2 separate regions of the Homo sapiens genome follow, and region 1 is linked to region 2. Evidence: read pairs that join two places in POLR2A ChIA-PET (ENCODE). Cell type or tissue: IMR-90. All regions are shown on one strand. Links, peaks and the distances in the headings refer to the core of each region. The heading gives the core; the rest is flanking DNA.

Region 1 (9,936 bases), core at 2,339-7,338, 81 kb before region 2:
CCTTCTTCCGCCTCCGCGGCCGCCGGCGGGAGGGAGGCGGGGGTCTTCTGGGGAAGACGATCGCGTCGATTGGGCAGAGTCCTGGCGAGTAAGCCAATAGAAAATCGTGTCTCGTCGTAGACCCGCCTCCCCCAGCCTGAGCCAATCCCGGCCCGTTTTTTTTTTTTTTTTCTGGCCCAAGGGCTTGGCGCGTGCATCTTTTAGGGCGGGAGCGGGGACCTCGGGGGCTTGGGCTGGGATTCCTCGCATGATCGGCCTGTCCCTCTCCCTGCCTCCAGACCACTTTCCATCACTCACTCACTCACTCACTCACTCACTCACTCATTCCGAGGGCTGCATTGATGGTCCAGTAGTAGAATTCTCACTTCCCATTCATTCATTCATCCATTCATCTGTCCCTGCCACCAGTTCTAGGAGGGGTGGTGGAAGACAAAGCCGGGCTCTGACACTGCCAGCAGGGTGTGATCAGGCCCTGGTGGAATGAGCAACTGGGGAGGAGCACTTACCTGGGGGAAGGGAGGGAAGGCTCCCTGGAGGAAGCAGTCTTGGAGCTGAACCTTGCAAAGCTGCGCCCCGACCCACAGAAGCCTCCCACGCCGGGATGATTTAGCATTTCCGTGAGACTGGGAGGAAAGTTTGGGCTAGGAAGACGTGAGACTATAAAAGGCTTCACATGCCAGCAGGGGAGGGTCTCGGACAGATCCGTGTGTCTGGAATGTTACTTGGGGGATGGTGAGAAGGCCGGACCAGAGGACGGGAAGGCCTCAGAGGAGGATGGGCGTGGTCCAGGCAGTGGAGAACGAGACTCAAGTCCAGGCACTGGAAGAGGAGCAGATACGCTGAGAAGGTACAGAGGCAGGTTTGGGATATATTCAGTCTGACGGCGCTGGATCCCGGGGTAGGGACTTAGAAGCATGTTATGGGCTAAAGACAAAAATAGCCCAGCAAGCATCGGTGTATTGTGGGGCAGAGAGGCTCTTAAGCTGGGAGCGAGGGTGAAGTCTCCCTAGAGCAGAATGGAGAACAAGACTGGAGACTGAACCCTGAGGACCCCCAACACCTCAGAGACAGGCAGAGGAGAGAGGCCACAAAGGTAGGAGGTGAGGCCAGGCACGGTGGCTCACGCCTGTAATCCCAGCACTTTGGGAGGCCGAGGCGGGCAGATCACAAGGTCAGGAGATCGAGACCGTCCTGGCTAACATGGTGAAACCCCACCTCTACCAAAATTACAAAAAATTAGCCGGGCATGGTGGCACATGCCTGTAGTCCCAGCTACTCGGGAGGCTGAGGCAGGAGAATCACTTGAACCCGGGAGGCAGAGGTTGCAGTGAGCCAAGATCATGCCACTGCACTCCAGCCTGGGCGAGAGAGGGAGACTCCATCTCAAAAAAAAAGTCTAGGCACAGTGGCTCACACCTGTAATCCCAGCACTTTGGGAGGCCGAGGCGGGAGGAACACGAAGTCAGGAGTTTGAGACAAGCCTGTCCAGCACAGCGAAACCCCGTCTCTACTAAAAATACAAATATTAGCCAGGCGTGGTGGTGGGCGCCTGTAATCCCAGCTACTCGGGAGGCTGAGGCAGGAGAATCGCTTGAACCCGGGAGGTGGAGGTTATAGTGAGCCAAGATCACACCACTGCACTACAGCCTGGATGACAGAGCTAGACTCCATCTCAAAAAAAAAAAAAAAAAAAAAGGTAGGAGGTGAACCAGGCAAAAGTGATGCCCCAGCAATGGAGGAGGGAGGAGCGTCAAGGAATAGGGATGTAGTTCCTGGCGTCACAAGCTGCTGAGAGACAAGCGTGGTGGTTCATGCCTTCAATCCCAGCACTTTGGGAGGCCGAGGAAGGAGGATCACGGCAGACCAAGAGTTTTGAGACCAGCCTTGGAAACATTGCAAGACCCCTTGTCTCTTAAAAAAAAAAAAAAAAATTTAACTGCTGGGCATGGAGGCGTGTGCCTGTAGTCCTAGCTCCTCAGGAGGCTGAGATGGGAGGATCGCTTGAGCTTGTGAGGTCAAGACTACAATGAGCTGTGATCATGCCACTGCACTCCAGCCTGGAGACAGAGCAAGACCGTGTCTTAAAAACAAACAAACAAAAACCCAGGCCGGGCGTAGTGGCTCACTCGTGTAATCCCAGCACTTTGGGAGGCCAAGGTGAGCAGATCACTTGAGGCCAGAGTTCAAGACCAGCCTGGCCAACATGGTGAAACTCCGTCTCTACTTAAAAAAAAAAAAACACTTAGCTGGGCGTGGTAGCGGGTCCCTGTAGTCCCAGCTACTCAGGAAACTGAGGCTTGAGAATTGCTTGAACCTGGGAGGTGGAGGTTGCCGTGAGCTGAGATCGTGCCACTGCACTCCAGCCTGGGAGACAGAGCGAGACCTTGTCTCAAACAAAAAACAAAAAACCCTAAAACAAAACAAAACAAAATAAAACAAAAACAACCTCTGAGATAATCAAGTGAGAGCTATACAAATCTCCAAGTTATGAGGGAGGAAAGCCAGGAGTGAGACTGAAGGCAGAGGGCTTGGCTGCTCTGAATGAGGTTAAGCAGGGAGGGGCAAGGAAATATTGGAGGCTTGGGGAAAAACAACTGAACACATTCAAACAGAGTAATGCGGTCAGGCACCCGGGCTCACTCCTGTAATCCCAGAGCTTTGGGAGGCTGAGGAGAGATAATCGTTTGAGTTTAGGAGTTCGACACCAGCCTGGGCAACACAGTGAGACCCAGTCTCTAAAAATTAAAAAAAAAAAAAATTACAAACCGGGAAATTTGAGGCAGGTTTGCTGCAAGGACTATACACAGTGGTGTGGGCAGAGTTTGGGGAAACCAACAGGAGTTGCTGAGGCAGCCAGGGCAAGCACCCTTGGAGATCCTTTATCATTTCTGGATGCTCCCGATGGGGCAAGGGGAAGGATGTTAGCAGAGCCTAGGGAGAGAGTCGTGTGGATGATGGACACAGCCAAGTTGAGGCGACCCCGCAGGGAGGGATCCGGGAGGATTAGTGTCCCCAATTCACTTTCCTCTGACATCTTTTTTTTTCTTTTTCTTTTTCTTCTTTTTTTTTTTTTTGAGATGGGGTGTCGCTCTTGTTGCCCAGGCTGGAGTGCAGTGACGTGATTTCAGCTCACTGCAACCTCTGCCTCCCAGGTTCAAGTGATTCTCCTGCCTTAGCCTCCCAAGTAGCTGGAATTACAGGCACCCACCACCACGCCCGGCTAATTTTTGTATTTTTAGTAGAGACGGGGTTTCACCATGTTGGCCAGGCTGGTCTCGAACTCCTGACCTCAAGTGATCCGCCCACCTCGGCCTCCCAAAGTGCTGGGATTACAAGCATGAGCCACCAAGCCCGCCCTACATCTTCTGCTAGTGCCTCCAGTTGTCCAAACCCACCGGAAACTGGAGGACAAGAACATCTGTAGAATGCACAGAGTGGAGTGGAGAAGGGAGAGGTGGAGCCAGGGGTCTGGGGAGGTGCAAAGCAGGGAGAGGCGACCAGAGCTGGGGCCGGGCAGATGTGGGATGAGCATTTGCTGTGGATTTTACTTTAGTATTTATTTATTTCTTGTATTTTTTTATTTTTTTGAGATGGAGTCTCGCTCTGTCTTCCAGGCTGGAGTGCAGCGGCACAATCTCGGCTCACTGCAACCTCCAACTCCCAGGTTCAAGTGATTCTACTGCCTCAGCCTCCTGAGTAGCTGGGATTACAGGCTCACGCTGCCACGCCCGGCTAATTTTTTGTATTTCAGTAGAGACAGGGTTTCACCACGTTGCCCAGGCTGGTCTTGAACTCCTGAGCTCAGCAATCTGCCCACCTTGGCCTCCCAAAGTGCTAGGATTACAGATGTGAGCCACCAGACAATCTGCCCACCTTGGCCTCCCAAAGTGCTGGGATTACAGATGTGAGCCACCAGGCCCTGCCTATTTAATTTTTTGTAAGATGGAGTCTCACTCTGTCACCCGGGCTGGAGTGCAGTGGTGAGATCTAAGCTCACTATAACCTCTGCCTTCCTGGGTTCAAGTGGTTCTCCTGCTTCAGCCTCCTGCGTAGCTGGGACTACAGGCTCACACTATCACCTCCAGCTAATTTTTGTTTGTTTGTTTGTTGTTTATTGAGACGGAGTCTTGCTCTGTCACCCAGGCTGGAGTGCAGTGGCACAATCTTGGCTCACTGCAACCTCCGCCTCCCGAGTTCAAGCGGTTCTCCTGCCTCAGCCTCCCTAGTAGCTGGGATTACAGGTGCCCGCCACCACACCTGGCTAATTTTTGTATTTTTAGTTGAGAGGGGGTTTCACCATGTTGGCCAGGCTGCTCTCGAACTCCTGAACTCAGGCGATCTGCCCGCCTTGCAAATTGCTGACGTTAGAGACATGAACCACCATGCCTGGCCAATTTTTTTATTTTTAGTACAGATAGGGTTTCACCATGTTGGCCAGGTTGGTCTCAAACTCCTGACCTCAAGTGATCTGCCCTCCTCGGCCTCCCAAAGTGCTGGGATTACAGGTGTGGGCCACTGCACCTGGCCAGATTTTTACTTCATCATGGAAGAGATTTCAGCCTATGGCTAAGGAAGGAGGTAATGAAAGCCTAGGGGAGGAGGTCCCCTTCTCTCAAGTAGGAGGGAAGGTAGTTGGGACAGTGGGGACAAGTGTCACCCCTACAGGAAGGAGGACAAACTTCTGGGGTCAGGGAGCAGTAAGGGCAGGGGTCCTCAAACCTCAGGCCACAGAGAAACAGGGCCATACAGCAGAAGCTGAGTGGCGGGAGAGCCAGCGAGGCTCCATCTGTATTTACAGCCCCTCCCCCTCCGCAAATTACCACCTGAGCTCTGCCTCCTGTCAGATAAGCAGCAGCATTAGAGTCTCATAGGAGTGCAAACCCTACTGTGAACCGCGCATGTGAGGGATCTAGACTGCATGCTCTTTATGAGTATCTAATGCCTGATGATCTGTCACTGTCTCACATAACCCTCAGATGGGACCGTCTAGTTGCAGGAAAACAAGCTCAGGGCTCCCACTGTTGCTACATTACGGTTGTATCATTATTTCATCATATAGTACAATGTAATAATAATAGAAATAAAGTGCACAATAAATCTTATGCGTTTGAGGCTGGTCGCGGTGGCTCATGCCTGTAATCCCACAACTTTGGGAGGCTGAGGTGGATGGATCACTTGAGACCATGTGTTAGAGACCAGCCTGGCCAACATGATGAAACCCTGTCTACTGAAAATACAAAAACTAGGTGGGTGTAGTGGCGCACACCTGTAATCCCAGCTAATCAGGAGGCTGAGGCACAAGAATCACTTGAACCCAAGAGGCAGAGGTTGCAGTGAGCCGAGATCACACCACTGCATTCCAGCCTGGGTGACAGAGCGAGACTCTGTCTCAAATACATAAATAAAAATTAAAATGTAGGCCGAGCACGGTGGCTTACGCCTCTAATCCCAGCACTTTGGGAGGCCAAGGCGGGCGAATCACCTGAGGTCAGGGGCTCAAGACCAGCCTGGCCAACATGGTGAAACTCTGTCTCTACTAAAAATACAAAAATTAGCTGGGTGTGGTGGTGCACATATATAATCCCAGCTACTCGGGAGGCTGAGGCAGGAGAAATGCTTGAACTCGGGAGGCAGATGTTGCAGTCAGCCGAGATTGTGCCACTACCCTTCAGCCTGGGCAACAAAGTGAGACTCCATCTCAAAAAAAAAAAGAAAGAAAGAAAAAAAGAAAGTGTCCAGTGTCCAGGCACGGTGGCTCACACCTGTAATCTCAGCACTTTGGGAGGCCGAGGTGGGAGGATAACCTGAGGTCAGGAGTTTGAGACCAGCCCGACCAACATGGAGAAACCTCATCTCTACTAAAAATACAAAATTAGCCAGGCATGGTGGCACATGCCTGTAATCCCAGCTACTCGGCAGGCTGAGGCAGGATAATCGCTTGAACCCGGGAGTCGGAGGTTGCGGTGAGCCGAGATCACGCCACTGCACTCCAGCCTGAGCAACAAGAGCGAAACTCCGCCTCAAAAAAGTAAAAAATAAAAAAAGTAATGCACGTGAATCATCCCGAAACCACCCCCTACCCCGGTCCGTGGAAAAATTGTCTTTCACAAAACCAGTCCCTGGTGCCAAAGAGGTTGGAGGCCACTGAGTTAGGGGACATCAGAATATCACAGTTCAGAGGTGAGCAAGAGGAGATAAGATCCAGGGTGAGGCCATGGGCATGGAAGGTTGCTGTGGTCCGGAGCCCAGGGCCTGAGAAGACAGGACAGAGAACAGGGCGTCAGACCCAATGGAAGCTTCTGGGGTGGGGAAACCAGCACCCCCAGAAGGGGTTGAGAATGGCCTCCCTTCTACCCTTTCCCAGAGCCACAGAGCTGCAGACGCTCCATCGAAGTGAATTCCAGGCTGGGCATGGTGGCTCATGCCTGTAATTCCCGCACTTCAGGAGGCTGAGGCAGGAAGATTGCTTGAGGCCAAGAGTTCAAGACTGTATCTCTACAGGAAAAAAAAAAAAAAAAAAAAGGGTGGGCGCAGTGGCTCACGCCTGTAATCCCAGCACTTTGGGAGGCCAAGGCGGGCAGATCACGAGGTCGAGAGATCAAGACCATCCTGGCCAATATGGTGAAACCCCGTCTCTACTAAAAATACAAAAATTAGCTAAGCGTGGTGGCACGCATCTGTAGTCCCAGCTACTGGGGAGGCTGAGGCAGGAGAATCGCTTGAACCTGAGAGGCGGAGGTTGCAGTGAGCTGAGATCATGCCACTGCACTCCAGCCTGGCGACAGCGAGAATCCGTCTCAAAAAAAAAAAAAAAAAAAAAAAAAGACAAAGAAAAAAAAATTAGCCGGGCATGGTGGTGCATGTCTGTAGGTCCTAGCTTCTTAGGAGGCTGAGGGGAGGATCGCTTGAGCCCAGGAGTTTGAGGTTACAGTGAGCTACAATTGCACCACTGCACTCCACCTGGGTGACAAAGAGAGAACCTGTCTCTAACTCCAAAAAAACAAACAAAAAAAAGGCTGAGGCGGTGACTCACGCCTGTAATCCCAACACTTTGAGAGGCAGAGGTGGGCCGATCACCTGAGGTCAGAAGTCCAAGACCAGCCCGACCAACATGGTAAAACCCGTTCTTTACAAAAATAAAAAAATTAGCTGGGCATGATGGCTGGTGCCTGTAATTCCAGCTACTTGGGAGGCTGAGGCATGAGAATTGCTTGAACCCAGGAGGTGGAAGCTGCAGTTAGCTGAGATGGCACCATTGCACTCCAGCTTGGGCAACAGAGTGAGACTCCGTGAAAAAATAAAAATAAATAAATAAAAATGGCGGGTGCAGTGGCTCACGCCTGTAATCCCAAGCACTTTATGAGGCCGAGGTGGGTGGATCACCTGAGGTCGGGAGTTCAAGACTATCCTGACCAACATGGAGAAACCCTATCTCTACTAAAAATACAAAATTAGCTGGGCGTGGTGGTGCATGCCTGTAATCCCAGCTACTTGGGAGGCTGAGGCAGGAGAATAGCTTGAACCCGGGAGGCGGAGGTTGCAGTGAGTCGAGATCACGCCATTGCACTCCAGCCTGGGTGACAAGAGTGAAATTCTGTCTCAAAGAAACAAAAAAATTACCTGGGCATGGCGGTGTGCACCTGTAGTCCCAGCTACTCGGGAGGCTGAGGCACGAGAATCACTTGAACCCGGAGGCAGAGGTTGCAGTGAGGTGAGATCATACCACTGCACTACAGCCTGGGCGACAGAGTGAGACTCTGTCTCCAAAAAACCAAAAAAACCCAAAGTGATTGTTTGCAAACTAAATCAGATCAGCTTCTTGTGCTAAAACCCTCCAGTGGCTTCACTGTGCTTGGGCTAGAATCCCAGACCCTCTGGCCCCTTGGGAGTCAGCCCCACCTGCTTCCCTGACCTCCTCACCTTTGCTCATTCAGCACCAGGCACCCAGGCTTCCTCGCTGTTCCTCTCGTCCACCCTCTCCTTCCTCCTCTGGGCCTTTGCACTTGCTGTTCACTCTGTCTGGAACACCCTAGCCCTGGATGTTTGCCTCGCTGGCTCCTCTCCTTCTTTAGGTGACTTCCCCCTCTCTCCCTCACATTTAACCATCTTGTCTCAATGGCTCTGTTTTGGTTTCTTTTCTTTTTTCTTTCTTTTTTTTTTTTTGAGATGGAATCTCCCTCCGTCACCCAGGCTGGAGTGCAGTGGTGCAATCTCAGCTCATGACAACCTCCGCCTCCCGGGTTCAAGCAATTCTCCTGCCTCAGCCTCCTGAGTAGCTGGGATTACAGGCACCTGCCACCGTGCTCGGCTAATTTTTGTATTTTTAGTAGAGATGAGGTTTCACCATGTTGACCCAGACTGGTCTCGAATTCCTGACCTCAGGTGATCCACCCAACTCAGCCTCCCAAAGTGCTGGGATTACAGGCATGAGCCATCACACCCAGCCTCTTTATTATTATTTTTTTAAGACAGGGTCTTGCTCTTTTGCCCAGGCTGAAGTGCAATGGCACAATCATAGCTCTCTGCAGCCTCAAACTCTGGGCTCAAGTGATCCTCCTGCCTTAGCCTCGGGAGTAGATGGGTCTACAGGCATGCACCACCTATGCCTGGCTAATTTAAAAAATTTTCTTAGGCCAGGCATGGTGGCTCATGCCTGTAATCCCAGCAGTTTGGGAGGCCGAGGCAGGTGGATCACGAGCTCAGGAGTTCGAGACCAGCGTGACCAACATGGTGAAACCCTGTCTCTACTAAAAATACAAAAAAAAAAAAAACTAGCCAGACGTGGTGGCGCATGCCTGTAATCCCAGCTACTCAGGAGGCTGAGGCAGGAGAATCACTTGGATCCGGGAGGTGGAGGTTGCAGTGAGTGGAGATGGTGCCACTGCACTCTAGCCTAGTGACAGAGCGAGACTCTATCTCAAAAAAAAATTTTTTTTTTTCTTCTGAAGAGACAGGTGGGGTCTCGCTATGTTGACCAGGCTGGTTCTGAACTCCTGGACTCAAGTGATCCTCCTTCCTTGGCCTCCCAAAGTGCTGGGATTACAGGCGTGAGCCACTGCACTCAACCTTGATGGTTCTTGTTTGCCTATTTGTTTCTTGTCTGCTTCCCTTCTCAGGGCAGGAACTGGCTCTGTCTTGGGTCACCTCTGTCTACAATAAGGCCTGGCACCAAGTAGGTGTCCAGTAAATGTTTGTTGAATGACTGAATGAAGGTGAGAAGAGCTGGAGGTTCAGAGTGAGCAGCCAGGGGAAAGGAGCCTTTGTAGTATGAGAAGCATTTTCCTACCAGTGGGAACTCTGCATGCAAAGGCTGACAAGGCTGAGAGGCAGGGAGATGAAGCTGATGAGGTGGGGAGGAATTGTGTCACTTCAGGCAATGGGGAGCCATGGAAGTTTCAAGCATCGGAGTGTCCCAGGGAAGCAGTGTCCAGGGGACATGGCTGGGTCCAGCCTCCCCACACTTGCCGAAGGCCCACACTCAATTGCCCTCACTCCTGCTGGTTCTCACTAGGCTCCCACAGCCCACTGCCTGGCTCGAGAACCTGGCCCCAGCTTCCGCGCAGAGGGCGGGACTGTAGTCCCAAGAGGAGAAGCCAAGGGCACATTCTCAGGTTCCCGGTCAGCGGGCCGGCAGCTGTGTCTTGGCCTGGCCCCAGGTCCCGCGTCCCCAGGGACTGAGCTCATGGAGGAGAAATGCAGTCCCCAGCCAAGGCAGCCAGCAGGGGCCGGGGAGGGGGCTCAAGCCCACCCCCACCATGTTGGGAACTGTGCGGCCGCAGCTGCAAGGCCATGGGAAGGGTTGCTCCGACTGCCCAGTCCCCTAGGGATCTGGACACCTTGGGTGGGTCCCACCACCGTGGCTGGAGGGCAGTGGCAGGAACCCGCAGCTGAGACCCCATCTTCGGCTGAGCGGGTGCTTTGTAGATGGGTCTTTCT
Region 2 (9,936 bases), core at 1,584-6,583:
TCGGAGACCTGCTATACACGCTGGTCACCATCCCCAGCATGCTGGCTCATCTGCTGATGGAGACCAGGCCATCTCCATCCCTGGCTGTCAGGCTCAGATGTTTTTCTTCCTGGGTCTGGGATGCAGCCACTGCTTCCTCCTTACCCTGATGGGTTATGACCGCTATGTGGCCATCTGCCACCCCCTGCGCTACTCTATGGTCATGAGACCCACCGTTTGCCTCTGCCTGGGAGCCCTGGTTTTCTGCTCTGGGTTCTCGGTGGCCTTGATCGAGACCAGCATGATCTTCTCATCGCCCTTTTGCGGCGGAGACCACGTGGAGCACTTCTTCTGTGACATCGCCCCGGTGCTGAAGCTCAGCTGCGCCAAGAGTGCCAGCAAGGCGCTGGGCATCTTTTTCCTGAGCGTCCTGGTGGTGCTGATGTCCTTCGTCCCGATCCTCTTCTCCTATGCCTTCATCGTGGCTGCCATCGTGAGGATTTCCTTGGCAGCCGGCCGGCGCAAGGCCTTCTCCACCTGTGTGGCCCACGTCACCGTGGTCGTAGTACATTTTGACTGCGCCTCCATCATCTACTTGCGTCCGGAGTCCGGGGCCAACCCCGACCAGGACCGCTTGGTGGCTGTGTTCTACACGGTGGTGATGCCACTGCTGAACCCTGTGGTGTGCACTCTGTGGAACAAGGAGGTGAGAGTGGCTCTGAGGAGGACCCTGGCGTGGAGCCGTGGGGTTTTTAAATAAGAATCTGCTTGGCTGGGCACGGTGGCTCACACCTGTAATCCCAGCACTTTGGGAGGCCAAGGCGGGCAGATTACCTGAGGTCAGGAGTTGGAGACCAACCTGGCAAATGTGGTGAAACACCGTCTCTGATAAAAATACAAAAATTAGCCGGGCGTGATGATGCAGGCCTGCAATTCCAGCTACTGCGGAGGCTGAGGCAGGAGAATTGCTTGAACTCAGGAGGTGGAGGTTGCAGTGAGCCGAGATCACCCCATTGCACTCCAGCCTGGGAGACAAGAGCGAAACTCCATCTCAAAACAAAACAGAAACAAACAAACAAACAAAAACCTGCTCTACGTTTCAGGCTATTTTAGTTTTTTGTTTTTTTTTTTCCTTTCGGAGACAGGGTCTTGCTCTGTTGCCAAGGCTGGAGTGCAGTGGTGCAATGATGACTGACTGCAGCCTCCAACTCCTGGGCTTAAGTGATCCTCCCTCCTCAGCCTCCCACATGGCTGGGACTACAGGTGTTCACCACCGTGCCCAATTAATTTTTAAAATTCTGATTTTGTACAGATAGGGTCTCACTCTGTTGCCCAGGCTGATCTCAGACTCTTGGCCCCAAGTAAGCCTCCTGTCTTGGCTTCCCTAAATGCTGGGATTACAGATGTGAGCCACTGAGCCCAGCCACTCTAGGGTTTTTATTAGCATGTGTACCTCCACAGACTCAGTTGTCCCATCTGGTAAACAGGGTTCACTCCCATGCCTTAAATGAGATAGGCTTTGTCAACTAATAGTGCCTGAGACTTGGCATAAGCTCAGGAATGGATGCTTTTTCTTTCGTCTTCATTTCCTGGACTTGGCTGCGATGCACGGTGGTCTGCAGTGTCTGATGTGCACCAGTGGAGGATGCCATTAAGGCAGCCCCTTGAGGGTGGGCTGTGGAAGGTTGTGTCTAGTAGCATTGATCTGGACTGACACCGTCCTCAGCATTCTTTTATTTTGTCACACTAAGAAGTAGGTTTTTTTTAATGTTTTTTTTCTTTGAGACAGAGTGTCGCTTTGTTGCCCAGGCTGGAGTGCAGTGGTGCAATCTTGGCTCACTGCAGGGTCCACCTCAAATGATTCTCCTGCCTCAGCCTCCTGAGTAGCAAGACTACAGGCACGTGCCACCATGCCCGGCTAATTTTTGTATTTTTAGTAGAGACGGGGTTTCACTGTGTTGGCCAGGATCATCTCGAACTCCTGACCTCATGATCTGGCCATCTTGGCCTCCCAAAGTGCTGGGATTATAGGCGTGAACCACCGTGCCTGGCCTATTTTGTGTTTTTAAAAATCATATCAATCCTAATAGATGTAAAGTGGTGTCTCACTGTGCTTTAGTAATTAACTTTTGTTTAATTAGATGCTGGTGTTGGATTGAAATAATCCAAAGTATCTTTGACTACAATGGAATAAAGTAAGAAATCAGTGACAGAAGAAAACTTTACAAGTATGCAGACATTAAGCAACATGCTCTTAACCAGGAGGTCAAAGAAGAAATTATGTTAGATTGGAAAGTACATTGAGATGAATGAAAATGAAAACAAAACACACTAAAACTTATAGGATGCAGCAAAAGCAGGGCTCAGAGGGCAATTCATAGCTGCGAATGCTTACATTGAAAAAGAAGAAAGATCCTAAATCAATAACCTACCTTTATACTTTGTGGAATTAGGAAAAGGGAAGTTTGCTGAACACAGGTGATGAAGCTGACACCATAAAATTCTCCAAGAAAATATGATATGGGCTGTGCTTTATGTGCTGTGTTTTCTATTTGTCCCAAAATGTCTACTTTGCTTGTTGTCTCGGGAGACCAACCTATATGGACCACACTGATGGGCTTGGCACCCTCTGGTTTCTGGTTGGGTTTGGCCAATTGGAGGCATTGTCAGGAGATGGAGGTCAGAAGGAAAGAAATGTCAGGGAGACTATAGAGATACCAGATGCTTGGTTGCTGTAGTTGGCTGCTCTCTTTATTAGGGGCCATAGGCCCTTCCACACAGCCACTTTTTCTGGTCATCTGTAAGCATTCTCTTCCTTGCACCATCAGGCATTAATAAGTGTTAACAGCTCCCCAGTGTTGCTAGCTCTGGGATGCCACACCAGCCCTTAACTTTGCCCACATCATTACAAACAGACCCTTTGAAAAACTTCCCCTAAATTACCCAGAAGCAATGTGTCTTCCATTTCCTGTTGAATCCAGTTGATACACTTACAAGTAGAATTGCCTAAGAATAAAATAGGCCAGGCCTAAGGGAAACTCTCCCCATCAATACTCTTCTGATCATGCTGGGGAAACTGAGTCATTATCTCATATAACTCTAACTTTTCATGTAGACATCTGTGCCTTGCCTTTTCAATGCTTCTCCTTGCATCTCTGTTTTCCATTTCTGCTGCTCATTCTGTGTATTTAAACATATACATGATTATATGACTCACAAGGATACTATTTTGAAAATTCTAAACAGATTTTTTTTTTTTTTAAGAGACAGCGTCTCACTCTGTCACCCAGGCTGGAGTACAGTGGTGCATTCATAGCTTGCTGCAGCTTCAAACTTCTGGGTTGAAGGACTCCTCCTGCTTCAGCTTCCTGGGTAGTTAGTTGGGACTACAGGCACACAACACAACACCTGGATAATTTTTTTTAAAAAAGAGATGGCATCTCACTATGTTGCCCAGGCTGATCTGGAACTCTTGGGCTCAAGTAATTCTCCTGCCTTGGCCTCCCAAAGCACTGGGATTACAGGGGTGTGCCACTGCACCCAGCCTAAACAGATGTGTTTGTTGAAATCCTTGCCACTTTCCCATAAATCACGTTCCGCTGAAATGATTCTGTCATCATGGTCACATGGCAAGAGAGGGTAAAGCTTACTATAAGGATATGATGGGAGGAGAATGCCTTTCTAGTACTAGAAGGGGAGAAGGTGTTGCTAGAAGTTGGGGAAGCAAGTGGTCAGGCACTGGAGCCCTAAAATACAGAAGAGGAGACAGTATGGCAGGGAACCTCTAAGATGGCTCCCAGTGATCCCACCTCCTGGTACTCATGACCTCATATAATTTCCTCCTCTTGAGTAACTTGCTTCTGACCAATAGAATATCAAAATGTTGAGTGGATGCCATTTCCATGATTGTGTTACAAAGATCCTGGCATCCTTCTTGGCAGCAAAATCTCTCTCTTGCTGGCTTTGATGAAGCCAACAGCCTATTTGGAGAGGCAAGAAACTGAGTGTAGCCTACAGCCAACATCCAGTGAGCAACAGTGGCCCTTAGTCCAACAGTTTTCAAGTAACTGAATTCATGCTAAAACCACATAAATAAACTAGAAAAAGGGTCCTTACTCACTTGTGCCTTCAGATAAGACCGCAGCTCTGGCCAACCTTTTGATTGCAGCCTGTGAGTAGCTGTGCCCCAACTAAGATTCCTGATCTATAGACACTTTGAGATTCTAAACCTGTGTGGGTTTTTTTTTTTTAATGGAGTCTCACTCTGTCACTCATGCTAGAGTGCAGTGCCGCAATCTCAGCTCACTGCAACCGCCACCTCCTGGTTCAAGTGATTCTCCTGCCTCAGCCTCCCGAGTAGCTGGGATTACAGGTGTGTGCCACCACACCTAGATAATTTTTGTATTTTTAGTAAAAACGGGGTTTTATCAGGGGTTTCTACTTTTGTGTCTTCCTCATTTTCTCTTGCCGCTGCCATGTAAGAAGTGCCTTTTGCCTCCTGTCGTGATTCTGAGACCTCCCCAAGCCATTGGAACTGTAAGTCCAATTAATGCTCTTTTTCTTCCCAGTCTCAGGTATATCTTTATTAATAGTGTGAGAACAGACTAATACAGGTGGTTCCTCAAAAAGTTAAAAATAGATTCAGCATATGATCTAGCAATTCTACTTCTGGGTGTAATCCAAAAAGCCTGAAAGCAAGATCTTGAAGAGATATTTGCACACCCATATTCAGAGCAACATTATTCACAATAGCCAAAAAAGTTGGAAGCAACACAAGTGCCCTTCAGTGGATGGATGAATAAACAAAACATGGTATAGCACATACCACCATACAACAGAATATTATTCATTCTTAAGAAGAAGGAAATTCTGACACAACATGGATGAGCCTGGAGGATAGTATGCTAAGTGAGATAAGCCAATAACAAAATAAGAAGTACTGTATAATTCTACTTCTATGAGGTACCCAGATAATTCAACTTCTGTGAGGTACCCAGAGCATTCAAATTCATAGAGACAGAAAGTAGAACACTAGCTGTCATGGCCTAAGGGAGATGAGAATGGAGAGTGAGTGTTTAATGGGTATGGAGTTTCACTTTTGCAAGATGGAAAAGTCCTGATAATGAGTGGTGGTCATGGTTACACAACAGTGTGAATGTACGTAATGCCATTGAGCTGTAGACTTAAAAATGACTCTACTGGTAGTGTTTATGTTGTGTGTATTTTGCCACAATTAAAAATAGAAATTAAGTTAAAAGAGATATGCAATGAAATGCAGCCAGTTAGCAACATTGAGTTGGCAAGAGAAGAGTTTATTTGTCTTGTAGATATCTTGGTTCTGAAATATCTAAATCACCTCCCTAAACAGGCAGAGCTAGATGAACTGGTGCCACTGCATACAGTGTACATGCACCTCCTTCTTCTCATACACAGACCATCCCTATCCAAGAGACATAGCCTAATGACTCATCCACTCGCTGGTCTGGTTTGAAATATAACATTCCTCCATTGAGCTCTGGTATGGTTTCTCATGGTCTGGTGGCCTACAAACTTAAAAAGCTCCCTCTAGTCTACATGCAGTATAAGTGGTAAAACCATAGTCAAACAAACAAACAAACAAACAAACAAACACCTCTGCCCCCAATTTCCCAAACAATAAAAAACCTCCACTTCAATGGAAGCGTGGGAAACACACAAAAGTCAATGAACCGCAATATGAAATTTTCATTATGCAGAAATTAACTAGGTGTGCAGTGGTTCATGCTTGTAATCCCAGCACTCTGGGAAACCGAGGTTGGAGGATTGCTTGAGGCCACGAGTTTGAGACCAGCCTGGGCAACATAGTGAGACCCCATCTCTACAAAAAAACAAAACATTATCTGGGTGTGGTGGCATGTGCCTGTGGTCCCAGCTACTCAGAAGGCTGAGATGGGAGGATTGCTTGGGCCCAGGAGATTGAGACTGCAGTGAGCTATGATCGTGCCACTGTACTCCAGCCTGGGCGACAGAGAAAGACCCAGTCTGTAAAAAACAAAACAAAACAAATGCAAATTTTATCAGGCAGAAATTGTGAAGACTCCTTGAAGGGCAGCCTTGCCAGAGAGTAAGTTGTTTGTCCATTGTCCTCCATGGTCCTTGGTTTTGCCCGCTAGTGGGGCCCTTCATTGTCTTCTATGCCCCAAAGCCATTTCTGAAGTTTTCTCGTTTCTTGCTGGTACAATTTTGAGGGGGTTCATGATACAGATTTTTTTTTGAGACAGGGTCTTTCTCTGTCACTTAGGCTGGACTGCAGTGATGTGAATATGGCTCACTGCAGCCTCAACCTTGTGGGCTCAAGGGATCCTCCTACCTCTGCCTCCCATGTATCTGGGACCACAGGCATGCAACCCCATGCTCGGCTAATTTTTTTAATTTTTTGCAGAGATTGGGTCTCACTTTTTTGCCTAGGCCAGTTCTCAAACTCCTGGGCTCAATTGATTCCCCTGCCTTGGCTTCCCAAAGTGCTGGGATTACAGGCATGAGCCATTGCTCCTGGCCAAGATTTTTTTATTTTATTTTATTTTATTTTATTTTATTTTTCTGAGATGGAGTCTCCATCTGTAACCCAGGCTGGAGTGCAGGGGCACAATCGTGGCTCACCGCAATCTCTGCCTTCCGGGTTCAAGTGATTCTCCTGCCTCAGCCTCCCAAGTAGCTGGGATTATAGGCATGCGCCATCACGCCAGGCTAGTTTTTGTATTTTTAGCAGAGATGGGTTTTCACTACTCGGCCAGGCTGGTCTTGAACTCCTGATCTCAAGTAATCCACCCGCCTCAGCCTCCCAAAGTGCTAGGATTACAGGCATGAGCCATTGCTCCCCACCAAGATTTTCTTTTTAATGTCAAATAATCACAGTCAAAAGACTGTGCCAAAGCAGTCCAGACTTATATAGTTTCTTTGACAATGCAGATCTCAAAAATTTAGTAGACTTTCCATCCTCTTGTCTCCAGGCAGGCCCATATGCAAGGAGCGAGAGCCAATTATCAATATCTTCTCTGGCATAGTTCTTAAACCTTAACTCTGTCCTCCTTTATTTCCTAGCCTCTATGCCTGGACCTTGGTACTCTCTTATCTTTTTTTATTTTCTTTCTTTCTTTTTTTTTTTTTTTTTTTGAGATGGAGTTTCGCTTTTGTTGCCCAGGCTGGAGTGCAATGGCATGATCTCGGCTCACCGCAACCTTCACCACCCAGGTTCAAGCCATTCTCTTGCCTCAGCCTCCCGAGTAGCTAGGATTACAGGCACGTGCCACCACACCCAGCTAATTTTTGTATTTTTAGTAGAGACGGGGTTTCAACATGTTGGCCAGGATGGTCTCGATCTCCTGACCTCGTGATCCGCCCGCTTCGGCCTCCCAAAGTGCTGGGATTACAGGCATGAGCCACCGCGCCCGGGGATATTCTCTCATGTTAGTGACAGCTACTCTTAGCTTTTTGAAAGGCAGAGTTGAGAGGGGAGGCAGTACTCTTGCTCCTGGGCTGACTCTCACAGTCTAGAAGAGACTTCCAAGTGGGAAGCTGCTGAGAACCCGTTGCCTCATCAGAGCCATCTTGCATGGATGCTTCATTTTATGGGTGCAGGAGGTGTTTTGCTTTGAAGCCCTGTGAGGCCCTGAATCACCACCGTCAGTTCATTTCAACTGTAGCCTGCATGGAGAAAGAGCCTCCCTTGATATAATTCTTTTTTTTTTTTTTTTTTTTTTGGAGACAGAGTCTCGCTCTCTCGCTCAGGCTGGAGTGCAGTGGCGCGATCTCAGCTCACTGCAACTTCCGCCTCCCAGGTTCAAGCGATTCTCCTGCCTCAGCCTCCTGAGTAGCTGGCACTACAGGCGCCCACTGCCATGCCTGGCTAATTTTTTGTATTTTAGTAGAGACAGTGTTTCACAGTGTTTCCTAGGCTGGTCTCGAACTCCTGAGCTCAGGCAATCCGCCCACCTTGGCGTCCCAAAGTGCTGGGATTACAGGCGTGAGGCACCACACCCGGCCTCACTGATACAATTCTATTCCTTTCCATCTCCACTTCTACAGTACATATCTCTCTCTTTATTAATAGTAGCCAGAAGTAGTCAACACACACACACACACACACACACACACACACACACACACACACACACAAATAGTCTGGGTTCTTCCAATGACATCTCCAAAGCTTGGAGACTCCATCGGTGCCTGCTCTGTCATTCAAGACATCACAGTTTTACCTAGTGGTCTGCCATAATGTAACATAGATCACCAGATCCTCACCTTGTATCTGTGTCTTCATGACCTGCTGTCTGATGGTCAAGTTAATGCCTTACAGTTCAGGTTTTTACTACAGCAGAACCCCAGTTCTGGTTCTTAGTAGGGCAAAACCCCACATCTGGTACTTATTAGGGCAAAACCCCACTCTTGGTGCTAACTTTTAAATTATTGTACAGTATGAGCTGCTGTAACAACGAGAACCTAAAATAGAGTAGTTTAACCTGGATAGAAGTTATATCTTGCTCATGTACAGGTCTGGAGGTGGGTAGTTTAGGGCTGGTAAAGTGCTTTCCTTAAATCATAGCTTCCATGTCTGAGTCCAAAGTTGCTTCTTTAGCTCCAATCATACTTTTTTTTGAGACAAGGGTCTTGCTGTGTCGCTCAGGCTGGAGTGCAGTGGCATGATCTCAGCTCACTTTAACCTCCGCCTCCCAGGTTCAAGTGATTCTCGTGCCTCAGTCTCCTGAGTAGCTGGGACTACAGGCGCACGCCACCATGACTGGCTAATTTTTGTATTTTTAGCAGAGATAGGGTTTCTCCATGTTCGCCAGGCTGATCTTGAACTCCTGGCCTCAAGTGATCCACTCACCTCGGCCTCCCAAAGTGCTGGGATTACAGGTGTGAGCCACTGCGCCCAGCCCAACCATACATTTTTATCCCAGGCTATAGGAGAAACTTAAAGGCTCAAAGGAACATATACATTTCCTTTAAAGGGCACGATGGGCTGAGTGTGGTGGCTCATGCCTGTAATCCCAGCCCTTTGGGAGGCCGAGGTGGGTGGATCGCCTGAGGTCAGGAGTTCAAGACGAGCCTGGCCAACATGGCGAAACCCTGTCTCTACTAAAAATACAAAAACTAGCCAGACATGGTTGTGGGCGCCTGTAATCCCAGCTACTCAGGAGGCTGAGGCAGGGTAATTACTTGAACCCAGAAGGCAGATGTTGTAGTGAGCCAAGATCGTGCCATTGCACTCCAGCCTGGGTGACAAGAGTGAAACTCCACCTCCAAAAAAAAAAAAAGTATGACATAGTGGACTTTGGGGTACTTATTATACCCAATGGAGTACTATTTAGCCATAAAAAAATGAGATCCTGTCATTTGCAACAATTTAGATGGAACTGGCATATTCTCACTTATTTGTGGGAGCTAAAATTAAAACAATTGAACTCTTGGAGATAGAGAGTAGAAGGATGGTTACCAGAGGCTGGGAAGGGTGGTGGGGGGTGGGACGGAAGTGGGGATGGTTAATGGATACAAAAAAAAAATCTTGTGTTCCCCATAAATATATACACCTACTATGTACTCACAAAAATTAGAAACTAAAAAAAAAAAAAAAAAAAAAAAAGTTACATCAGTGCAGCATGGGAAGTAAAAAAGAAAAGAAAAGAAATGTGTCTAATATCAAATGCAACTGAAAGGCAAAACTAGGATTCAGCCCCAAGCTGTCAATACTCTTCACAATCTTAGCCAATTCACTGGGAGCCAAGATCCTGCAGTTAGTACTAAAAAAAAAAAAAAAAAACCAAACCCAAAGGAAATGAGGGATAAGAGAAAGGAAAGGAAAGGGAGACAGGAGCGAAGATCTCCTTCCCAGGTAGTCTGATGGGAGCCTCAAGAGAAAAATAAAGGTTTTTTTGTTTGTTTGTTTTGTTTTTGAGACGGAGTTTCACTCTTGTT

The links. ChIA-PET counts read pairs that join two places held together with the same protein. Peaks named below come from ENCODE experiments on the same cell type or tissue, not always from the same donor. Only the 100,000 strongest peaks of a DNase experiment are listed, where the experiment ranks them.
Region 1: POLR2A ChIA-PET joins it to region 2 with 6 read pairs; 7 of 35 experiments call an interaction of 5 or more read pairs at or near these places.

Annotation. Positions count from the first base shown.
Region 1 is chr19:15,213,630-15,223,565 of GRCh38, reverse strand. No RefSeq gene overlaps it. Among named protein-coding and RNA genes, the nearest start is that of EPHX3, 14 kb to the left of the region's middle. RefSeq lists a silencer at 110-189 and an enhancer at 360-1,056. In IMR-90, for the core only: no CTCF peak of the experiment used is centred there; no DNase peak of the experiment used is centred there.
Region 2 is chr19:15,131,908-15,141,843 of GRCh38, reverse strand. It overlaps the pseudogene OR10B1P. Among named protein-coding and RNA genes, the nearest start is that of HACL2, 11 kb to the right of the region's middle. In IMR-90, for the core only: no CTCF peak of the experiment used is centred there; DNase peaks (open chromatin) are centred at 3,863, 5,143 and 5,413; H3K27ac peaks cover 1,868 bases.